Regions from separate parts of the Homo sapiens genome. Here region 2 is linked to region 1. A link is a loop called in an ENCODE intact Hi-C map of the cell type or tissue named here. Cell type or tissue: Caco-2. All regions are shown on one strand. Each heading gives the region's core, and the rest is flanking DNA. Links, peaks and the distances in the headings are about the cores only.

Evidence for each region. Peaks named below come from ENCODE experiments on the same cell type or tissue, not always from the same donor. Only the 100,000 strongest peaks of a DNase experiment are listed, where the experiment ranks them.
Region 2: a loop joins it to region 1, with 9 times the contacts of the local background. A loop is called at or near these places in 1 of 110 quality-filtered maps.

The regions. Positions count from the first base shown.
Region 1 is chr2:67,005,814-67,011,520 of GRCh38, reverse strand. All of the region lies in intron 1 of LOC105374785 (a long non-coding RNA gene), which reads left to right. Among named protein-coding and RNA genes, the nearest start is that of LINC01828, 78 kb to the left of the region's middle. In Caco-2, for the core only: no CTCF peak of the experiment used is centred there; a DNase peak (open chromatin) is centred at 2,620.
Region 2 is chr2:67,080,218-67,085,924 of GRCh38, reverse strand. No RefSeq gene overlaps it. Among named protein-coding and RNA genes, the nearest start is that of LINC01828, 3.4 kb to the left of the region's middle. In Caco-2, for the core only: no CTCF peak of the experiment used is centred there; a DNase peak (open chromatin) is centred at 2,944.

The DNA.
Region 1 (5,707 bases), core at 418-5,417:
TCATGTCTAAAAATAAAATACAATAAAATACAATAAAAAATAATAAATAAAAGAGAGAAAAAATTAAAATTCAACACTATAGGTCAAACCACAGTTATATGGAGATGTCATACATTATTTTATTGGAAACTCTGATTAATGACATAGAATTCACATCTTAAGATGCTAGTGCCATTCTCAAACACCATAGTTAAACACTCTCTTAAGAGTTTTCTTAGTGCTTCTAGTAGTTGCCTTCTGGATAATGCAAACAGATTTACCCGTATTCACTCATTTATTTATTTATCAATAATTGACTAAATTTTTAGCTCTAGTAACTATCCTAAGTATTGAGATAGAGAGGGGTGTGTGTGTGTGCATGCTTGGTCATATAACATTCCTAGGAATTTTACAATCAGACGTCAATTAAAAATAACATATCACATTCAGAATCCACACATAATACCATGTAGTATCAATATTCTGATTACAAACTTGGCTTGTACTTTTGCTCTAAGAGTGGCAAAAGGAGACACCAGTGACACTGCAGTTATAGTTCTACCTTTGTAATACCAATATTGTCAACTAAAAGGGAAAGATTTCTATCACTTAAGTGGTAGTTAAAGCACATATATTAAGTTATCATTTTAGTTTTGTATTAGCCAGTGAGTTTGAACTTATGCAGAGTCTTTTTTGATGTATACATTTAAAGGTTTTGTTTCTATTTACCCCCTTTTAGCAAAGTAAAACTCAATCCCATTGCCTTGCCTCTCTTTATTGTCACTGTGTCTTTTCTGGAATTGATAAAATCAGATTATCTGCTTTATTTTTTCTCGGTATTGCTAGCATCCTAGCTTTGAGTAACCTGGAATACCCTGATAACACCATTGGTCAAGTTATTATTACATTTAAAGCAGGTTTGCTAGAGGAGGAAAATACTTACGTTTCTTATGAGCAAACAAAATGAAAAAGTCTAGCTCTGATTTTGTAGGGGTGAGATGTAGGTTTTAAATTAGCAGAAAGGTAAAATCATAAGGTCCATCTCCTACACAAAGTTATCTTGTCCATTTCAGATTATACTTCTTTTTTTTTTTTCTGTTTGAGCCTCCCCCATTTTTGATGGAAAGGGTTGGGCTTATCAAGAGGCAAAAGAAGCATTAGAACATGTCAGTCATCCATAAAAAACAACCAAATATGAACCTAGAACTACTTGAGAAAATATGCCATTGTCTGTTGCAATGCCTCTCATGGTATGTCCATGAACTGCTCTGTGGCAAGTGTCCTTAGTTAAGGAGCTTGTGCCAGAAAATAAATCAACTGTCACTAAGCACCGTGTTCAGTTCAGCTGACCACTTTTTCATGGTAAGACCTTCTTAAAGTGAGTAGAGCACTGATTTACATTCTGGCACCAACATCTTATTTCACTGCAGGAAGGTGGTTTGAGTAGCACTGACCTACCGCATTAGTCAAGACAGTCTTTGTTACGCTGCAGCAACAAGCAACCCCCAAATTTCAATGGCTTAACCCAACCCAACTGCTATGGTTTGGCTCTGTCTCCCCATCCAAATCTCATCTCAAATTGTAATCCCTACGGTCAAGGGAGGGACCTGCAATCCCCATGTGTTGAGGGAGGGAGGTGATTAGCTCATGGGGGCGGTTTCCCTCATGCTGTTCTCGTGCTAGTGAGTGAGTTCTCAAGAGATCTGATGGTTTTATAAGTGCTTGGAAGTTCCTCCTTCACACCTTCTCTCTCCTGCCACCTTGTGAAGAAGGTGTGTGCTTTCCCGTCCACCATGATTGTAAGTCTCCTGAGGCTTCCCAGCCATGTGGAACTGTGAGTCAATTAAGCCTCTTTCCTTTATAAATTACCCAATCTCAGGGAAGTTCTTTATAGCAGTGTGAAAATGGGCTAATACACCAACTCTAATTTCTCCGTCATGTTATTCATCTCATACAGGTTGGTGGGGGCTCAGTTGCAGTCATAGGGATGGGCTGTGGGAGGTTTCACCCTCTAGCAGTTGAACCTCTTGTACTGTGTGTCCTCTTCATTTACCATCACAGGAGAAGAAAGACAGACAAGCAAAAGCCTGTATGCCTCTGTCACATAAGTAACACCTGCCACTTCCACACACATGTCATTGGCAAGACCTAACCACAAGGCCTCACTCGACTTCAAGGAGGATGGCAAATGGTGAGAGCAAATAGAGTATTTCATGAGCATCAGAGTCACTGCCATATCCACCATGCCAAACTATATGACACTAAATTAATAAATTTATAAATCATAACTTTAACTTCATGTGTTTGAACATGACAACACGATTAGAGAGGCATCTAAGATTTAACATTTTCTCAATCTTTTCTTTTTCTTTTTTTTTTTTATTAAGATGGATTCTCTCTCTGTCACCCAGGCTAGAGTGCAGTGGCGTGATCTTGGCTCACTGTAACCTCTGCCTCCCAGGCTCAAACAATTCTCCTGCCTCAGCCTCCCAGGTAGCTGGAACTGCAGGCATATGCCACTACGCCTGGTTAATTTTTGTATTTTTTTTTTTTAGTAGAGTCAGGGTTTCCCCATGTTGGACAGGCTGGTCTCAAGCTCCTGACCTTAAGTGATCTGCCCACCCTGGCCTCTCAAAGTGCTGGGATTACAGGCATGAGCCACCGCACCTGGCCTCCTTTCTTCTTTATGACCTTTAACTGGTAGTGTTACATTTTGCAATCCTTAAAAAAAAGAGTGCTGTAAATGGAAAAATTCCTTATGTTGAAATTTGAATCAGCTCTAGCACAATCTTGTCTTCTGATGTAACCACATTTCTGAAGAGAAAAAGTCCTCCTTGATCTGTCCTCTTGCTCTGAACCTCAGCTACATCAAGGAAACACCTTGTGTCCTGGAGGGGCAGCTCCTTCCTTGGTGGACTCACCTCCTCTAATATAGTTTTCATAGGCTTAGCATCACTGGGCAAGTCACCCGCCACCTCTGCCTTGTGCAGAATTTGCATTATCTAAAGATCACTTTGTAAGCTATGGTCCATTCGCCTTTGCAAATACTGTTTAAATATAGCATCCATAAATAAATGTTAAATAATTCATGAACATAATTTTGTAAATTCTGCTAGGCCACACCTCTCTAGGGGCATATTTATGAACATGCATCAGCCCGGAATCAATGTGTCTGCCAAGCTCCTTGCCTCTGAGGCAGAATTCCCACATCTAGCCCAAAATGCTGCAAACGGCTCCGATTCCTTTTCAGTAGTCATCCATCATACTGTCACTTTAATTCAGATGCTGCTACTTGTTTTAATAACATACATCTTACACAAAGAATATTGCTAACACAAGAATCTTGGGGTAGATTTTTACAACCTCATAAAATGGTATTAACCCTCTGATCCCTGATCTTCTTTTCATGCAGCAGGGGCCTCTGAATGCTTTCCCTGCCCCCTCTACACCCTCCAATCTTCCTGATGCTTATCAATAACCTTTGTTCATGGGGCTATATAGCACCAGGACCTGACATCAATCACTGCAGTAAAAATATTATTCCTCCAGCATTGCCCTGAAGAATTATGGAAAGAATAAAATTGTTATTGCAGGAATTATTTAGCAAACAATAGATGGATAAAATGTATTACAGTAAGTGTTAAATTATATCACCTCATTATGGAGAGCCAACTTCAGATACCATGAAGGTGGCTCACTGCCTTTTCTAAGTAGTTCAGAAGAACAATGGCAAAGACTACAAAAGATTTCAAAAGAAAACACCAGACTATCACAGCTAGGATATATTCTACTGAGGAGACATTTGTTTGGGGGAATAATTTGGAAGAATGCCTCCTCCTGCCCATTTTGAATAGTAAGTTGGAATTCACAGATGAACAATAGGGGTTTATATTTAGTTATTGACTATAGGATGCTATTCTAGGAAAGAGAGATTCTTAAGAAAATAGACGTGTGGTCTAATCACCCCCACTTCCACTTAGTCACTCCTCACACTTTCTGCACACTCCTCTAAGCAGGGGTTGGGGGGACCATTTTCATTGGTGAGGGAAATATACATCTATTACAATTGGGTATTGGTTATAGAAAAGTGGACCATACCGATATTCGTAGCCTCTGCCAGTGTTGGAAAATAATGTTCTTGAAATGTCAGATTAAGGCCTGCATTTTAAGTACTATTAAGGATACCTAAGCAAGGTTGGAAGCCAAGTTGTTGTTTTTTTTTTTTTTTTTGACCAAGTAGTCTTTTATCAGTTATTGCATATTTTTTTTTCTTTTTTCTTTTTCTTTCTTTTTTTTTTTTTTTTTAGGCATAATGTTACACTGGGCTCCTGGGATTCATTTGATCAACATGATTAAATTATTTCCTTACTCAGCTAGAAGGAAATTACTAGTTACCAGACATTATGTGTCTGTTAATTATGTGCAATAAGGCTCTCTCCAATCACACCAGCTCCTGCATTCATGTTCTGTGCATTTTAAAGGCATTATCTTAAAAATTTTAAATATTGAAAAGGGACAGCTATAATTTTGTTTCATCTATTTAATAAATAAGTAATCTGTGAAATCAGTGGTACAAAGTGTTTCTTTGCCCTTCGTGTCAGCATAGACATTCTTAGGAAGAACATACTAAAAGATTCTTTTCACTTCTGTTTTCACAAAAGAATGTTTCTCTTCAGCTTTCTAGGGCAACAGCCAGATCTTCTGTTACCGAACAGAGTGAATATGGGCATTGCCAAAAATACAAAAACAAAACCCTGTGATTGTGTGGCTCCTCAATGCGTTCTGCTCACCTGGGGTGGGTGATGGTGCCAAATTTACATTCCCTCTTGTAGCTCAATCTACAATAGGAGCTTTCAAATGAGATTTTTTTCTTTTTTCCTTTCTTGCAAAGGAAGAGACAACATATGGTAGCCGAGAGGCCTTATTTTGCCTCCTAATGAAATGATGTGCTTCTGTTTCATATTAAAGTGTTAATTGGTCTGAAATTAGGTCTTACCAAAAAAATAGTGCTTTTAAAATACTTAATATGATTCATTTTCTGCAGTCAAAGCCAGATGACTTTTATTTTTGTATCAAAAAGAGAAAGTGGAAAGCTAGCTCTTCCTCTCCTGATGCCCCCACACCTCCCCATCTGCCTGCGCTTGGGACCCAGATCCAATAACTGGCTTATAGAACAGAAAGCTCTTTAGAGTCAGAGCTTGCGCCAAAGCCTAGAAGGTTTTGTTTGAGTTTGAGAATCTTCATAGGTTTATGAAATCTCAACAAATATTTCAAAGAAGGAAGTTTCACATTTGAAGTAGGTGATCCTATTAGGCGCTGAGAGACAGCGCCTTTGTTGTGGGCCCAGGCAGCATTTTATGTAAGATAGAGCTGTGTCCCACTAATATGCCAAGACATCACTTTCATGCCAGAAACAGATAGGGCTGAACTTGTTTCATGCACTTTGGCTTTCATTGTTAATAATGAATGATGAAAGTTCAGAGTAGAGGAACTAAGTGGATACTCGGCTTTAAAAGAATGAATTTTAACAAGCAACATGCCAAACTAGTCAGACACACCACTTAGATGGTCAGCAAAGAGTGCACAAAGAGAGAACTCATCCTGCAACTCTATCCACAGCCAGCAGTTCACAGAGAGCCCACTGTGGGGACACTGGTTATTCTGTGAGCCAGGAGAAGCAGGAGGTGACTCCCCTTCAAGATAGATTTCAGCTGCTCCAGGTCAAGTG
Region 2 (5,707 bases), core at 400-5,399, 74 kb before region 1:
CTGTAACTTTATGCAGGGCTGACTGTCTCTTAATCACAGTGAACCCTCAACAATAACATGGAACATCTGTAAGGAGTATTTACATTGAAAGAATGCAAGAACATCAGCTTAAACTATAAGATCATTGAAAACTGAGCATGTCAGAGGACAAAGAACTTTTTGAAAAGGCTCTTTGAGCTTATGGCTACTCCCAGGGAAGAGTCCTGCAAACCGTATAAGCACTCCCTGGACACCCTGTCTGGTGGGAAGGTGGAGGCCATTGGACCCTAGTGGGAGGCTCAAATAAGAGGGCTGATAATGGCCACAGCTGTAACCCTGGCCTTGACCCTTGAATTCTGTCCCAATGCACCTCTTCAGCATTTGTGATTAACCCCAAGAAGAGGAGGAAAGCACAAAAAGCTGAAAGATAGAAACAATTAAAGGAGTGCTGGAAGAGTCTGAAAGCACATGGCTCTCTCATTTGTGCTTTAACAATAAAGAATAAAGCCAGTGGGAAGAGAATTCTCTCCTCACCTTCACGCAGCAGCTGTGGGAGCAGACCCGGTGAGATTATACCAGCATGGCTGAGGTCATGAGAGAAAAATGGGAATGTAGCTGCAGCCACTAGCATCAGGCAGTGGCGGAGGTCAGGAGTAATGAGAAGAGAGGAGAGGAAAGCCCCAGGAAGCAGCTAAGGGAATTCTGAAGAGGTCTTTGAGAGTGCTTGGGAGAGATCCCAGGAACCCTTGGAGAAGAACTGAAATGATCGGAGTCATCAACATTTCCCCCAGTGGGCTATATGCCTGAGAGTGCTACAGTTACGGCACAGTGTGTTCAAGCTTCTTCCTTAGAGTGGTAAGGGCAGGGTTCTAAGGTGTGCAGTTGCTTGTAGATTTTTAGAAGGTCTGACTGCAATGTTGGTGCTAGTTCTAGTGCACGAATCTCAAGGAGGCAGGCCACATCCATTTAACTGTCTGTCTACTGTACCTAAAAAGCACACCACATAGGCACAACAGTACAATCACTGAAGAGAATCTTTTTATAGCCTGAGCTAATCAATGGTGGCCAGGTTGCAACTCTTGAAGACCATAGAAGCAGAGAATGATGTGATTCAACAGCTGGAGCATGAAAGATCTTGCTATTCATATGAATGCAATGGTCTCCTGTACACACACACACACACACACACACACACACACACACAGAGAGAGAGAGAGAAGTGTGCACAAAGGTAAAGGTTCATTCTTCCTTACTTAACTGCATCTCCCTCCTACCCATTCCCCAGCCCCCAACACACACACAAGCTCTGATTTAGAGCATCTGTTCATTCAAGCTTAACTTTTATTTTCACTTTAACCTTAGTTCACTTGGATGTAGATGTTGGGATAAGGAGAGATCCTTATATATATTGGGGAATGGTGAAGGAAGGAGCAGGTTGAGTAACTGTATGATGTGCCCCAGTCCCAACACCTCACTGCCCCCCTTCCCATCCCAGCAGAAGAATATGTCTTTATGCAGATAAAACATTGGCTAAACCTTCCAAGTCAGGATTCAGTTTGGTTTCCAGTGTGGGAAAGTATCCACAGTTAACCCCAGTGGATTTTTCCTGAGCAGGAGAGGGAAAATATAATAGAAAATAAATATATAGACATCTCTTAGTGCACTAGTCTAAAAATGGTCATGACTGGAGCTTAGCCTGCAAGCTGCATCAGCTGCTTTACCTCAACTTTTTGCCCTTTCCCAACATGCACATATTTATAACCTGGGCTTCCCAAACAGATTACTCTGTATTTCCGCCATCTGGTTTATGGTTTTTTTTTCTTTTTACATACTACAGGCAGCCAAATGGTAAAGCCAGTAGGATTCTTGTTTGAGCAAAAGCAACTCTGGCAGAGTGTTGTAAAATAACAGCACATTAGCTACTTGGAAGCAGTAGCACGGCTCCAGAGACTTCAAGAATGCTGGAAGACTTTAAGAGGGGTTAATTAGGGGATGAGAATGGACTCCATTGTAAGTTTTGGCAGAATATTGAAATGTTGTCTTCATAAGTATGGGGAGAATTTTACCGAAAAGTAAAAGGTGAAATGTTTCAATTTTGCCTTCATTTTATGACTGTCTCCATTGAAGAGAAATGGCTTGGTTTCATTTGTGTACAGACATAGTTATTGTATCTTTGTTACTTCCATTTCTATCAGCAAATAGAATCAAGACAACATTAAAACAGGTGTCCCTCGTTCAGTGAAAGGTTCCATTAAAGCTTGTGTTGCAGCAACACTTTTGTTAAGTGAATCCTATGACACTGTTCAATTCCACTGTAAAGGTCAGAGATTCAGTCTGTAGGAAGAGTATCTGTCCCTGAATAGAATGAAATCATAGGTCAGAATATTGAAAGCGTCCTCAAAACACTTACATAAAAGAACAAATTATATCTGTCAGAAAACATATTGTTATTCAATATATGATTAAAAGTATTCTACACTCAGATTATGATATACAAAATAGAAATACAGGCGGTGGGAAACTCTGGAAGCAGTCTTATCTTCCTCATCCTGAGATACAGGTTCAACTAATGCTAAGAAATCAATTTCTAATGATCAGAATTCTTGGTTAGAATGTTTCAGTTTGTTCTAAACAGCTTCCAATTACCTTAGAGTTTCTGACCTGATATTCTAGGTAATTTTATGGGGGTTATGGGGATGAGGTGGAGTGCATTTTTTCTAGACTTTTATGGTAATCCATCTGGATATCTTTTTTTGTATCCTTATACTACAGGATCAAAGAGGGGAGTGTACAAAGCAATATTTAAAGCATTCATTCTCTCTTTCACTGGGGAGTTAGACTCTGGTGTTTGCAGAAACAGCTGTCATTCAACAAATAGTTTTGAAGCATGGTTTGGGCAATGGATTGTATATTTTGTGACTTTTCTTATCTTAACTCAAAGTTTGCTTCATTTAGCTGATAGTGTCTGTCTGCCTTAAGGCTACACAATGCACAATGCATAACTGACATGCCATGCTTATCTGTTATGGATTAAACTTAAAAAATTTTTTGAACACTAACTAGATCAATTCATTCATTCACTCATTCATTCATTCATTTATTAATACAGAGATCAGATACAAGATTACTGCCCTAAAGATGTCCTTAGTGCCAGGAAAAGTTCTGAGTCTCTTTAAAATGCTGAGCACGGCATGCACTCTCTGTCATTTAATCAACAATCCTTATAATACAGGAATTTTTATTATTGTTTTAACTTTTAGGTTCAGGGGTACATGTGCAGGTTTTTTATACAGGTAAACTTGTATCACGTGCATTTGTTATACAGATTATTTTGTCACCCAGGTACTAAGCCTAGTACCCAATAGTTGTATTTTCCACCCCTCTTCCTCTTCCCACCGTCCACTCTCGTGTAGGCACCAGTGTCTGTTGTCCCTCCTTTGTGTCCACGTGTTCACATATTTAGCTCCTACTTATAAGTAATAACAACAATGTAGGAATTATTATCCTCAATTTACAAATGTAGAAACTGAGATTCAGAGGGGATATACAATTCGCCTAAAGTTATATTGTCATTAAGTTGCAATCTGGATTGAAACTTAGGGTTCTCTGATGCAAAAATAAAAACCATTTACTTCCACCTCAACACCATACTGACTCTTAGCAGTGTTAAGAATGAGATAATCAAATTATGATGATAGAGTAGGATTGGTAAGTATTGTAACCTTAAGAGTATGCTGTTCTCAGCATGAATATATATCTTAATTCATGAATTCCTTAAGTTTAGAAGTCTGGCAGGCAACTGTTCTATAAAGGAGGGGGAGATTGGTACTATTTAACATAAATTTCCAGCAGTTAGCAACCCCTTGATAACATATTTACTGACAGTTGGAGATCTTGTAGTTTTATAGGATAAAATCTATGTGGGATCCATTCGTGCAGATGGCAGCACGAATTTGGAGAGCAAGGGAAGATGACAGGGAGAAGGCCAACATCTCCCCGTGGCCAGTTTCACAGTACAGGTGAGGTACAGGGGAAAGCGAAGAATTGGGAATGAAACACTTTAAGGTTTCTCTTTCTCTTCCCTTCCCTGGACCAATTCTAGCCCCCATACATTAGAGGGAGAAGAAAGAAATTCAGCAGACAAAGAGAAAGAAAATGAAGAGTGGTGAAGTGTTGGTAAGTGACAAATAGGGTAGGAAAACTTTCAGAAAATGCTTTCTACTCACTCAGAAATGGTGGAATAAAATGAAGCCCTCAAAAAATGCCTGGAATAATGATTCTTAATTTTTTGATGAATGTTAAAGTTTTGGATGGGGAAAATTTCCTCCCTAACATAAGTGACTGTAGGCAGAAAAGTACATAAAATACAGAGGCACTCCATTGAGTGAATGTGTTGCACCCAAGACAGCTTCCAGGGTAATTGGAGCAACATTCAAATATGGTTTTATGGTGTCCTGCCATCAACTTCTTTAGCTTATAGTTCACTCTGGCTGAGTCTTCATGGGGTCCCTTAGAGGGGTAGCTCAAGTTCCTGGTTGGGCCTATGGTCTCTAGGGTCTAAAGGGGACCAAGGCACACTGATTTCTTTTGGAAATCTATCACACCTTCTCACTTATTCTCAGATATGGAACCTAGATTTGTTCTCTGTCATACTGATAAAAGACATAATGAGATAAACAGAGATTTTATGAGAACTTTTATAAGCAAACTTGGGAAACATTCAGCATACAGAGAATGAATTTCCAGAAATATCGTCTATGTGTTTTTATGATGATGATGAATATTGCTGAAGAGGAGTAAATGTATTGGTTTGTTTTAGTTTGGAGGCCATGGAATACTCAGAGGTAATCTATGGAGATAGTTATTCGGTTGGAAGTAAGGCTTTTGAGAGAAGAGTACTTGTATGCAGTGAGAAGAGGAGAAGACTAAAAGCCAATTTAGTAATATTCCTGTAAATGATGGGTGATCACTATGAAGATGTGTTTGTTTCTGTTTCAAATCAATTGAAGTAGTCATCTGCTTTAAGTCAAAGTAAAGGTTAGAGCACAGTTCTAGGCATCAGCTGAGAAAGAAATATATCAGAGTAAGTTCCCTCCCTGCCCTTTTGTCTTTACTGCTGAATCTTAACTTTGTAGAATAAAAATTTGTGCCAAAATGAAAACACAGATAAGCACTTGGGAATAATTAGAGGGAAATGAGACACAAAATGCAGATAATTCAGGGAAAAGTTTCTGTAGAGGAAAGGACACTGAGATAGGGATGGCCACCTGTGCATAGTCTTCTTTTCTTTCTGAGAACACAGCCACAACCATGCTTCCCAGCCTCCCTTGCAGCTACATTCACCACAGGACAGAGTCTAAGCAATGGCACCCAAGTGGAAGTAACAGAAATCACTTCCAGACATGTTCCTTGAAAATCTTCCACACACTGGTCTAAGCCCTTCTGGGTGACTAGAATGAAAAAGAACTTGTGTTGAAGGTGAAAGAGCCCCAGTCAGCCTGGTTAGTGAGCCACCATGTGTTTCTTCAGATGGAGGAAAATCACCACCATCAATGAGAAACATCTGCCTTGACTGTTATTTGAGCAAGAAATAATTTATTGTTTCAGTCACTCTGCGGTTCAAGTTCCATTTGTGTCAGCAGCTGTACACCTAAGAGTCACTAAAAACAGTTTTATGTTAATTGTTGGAAGAGGACCTGTACATGAGAACATGTATATAATATTTAAT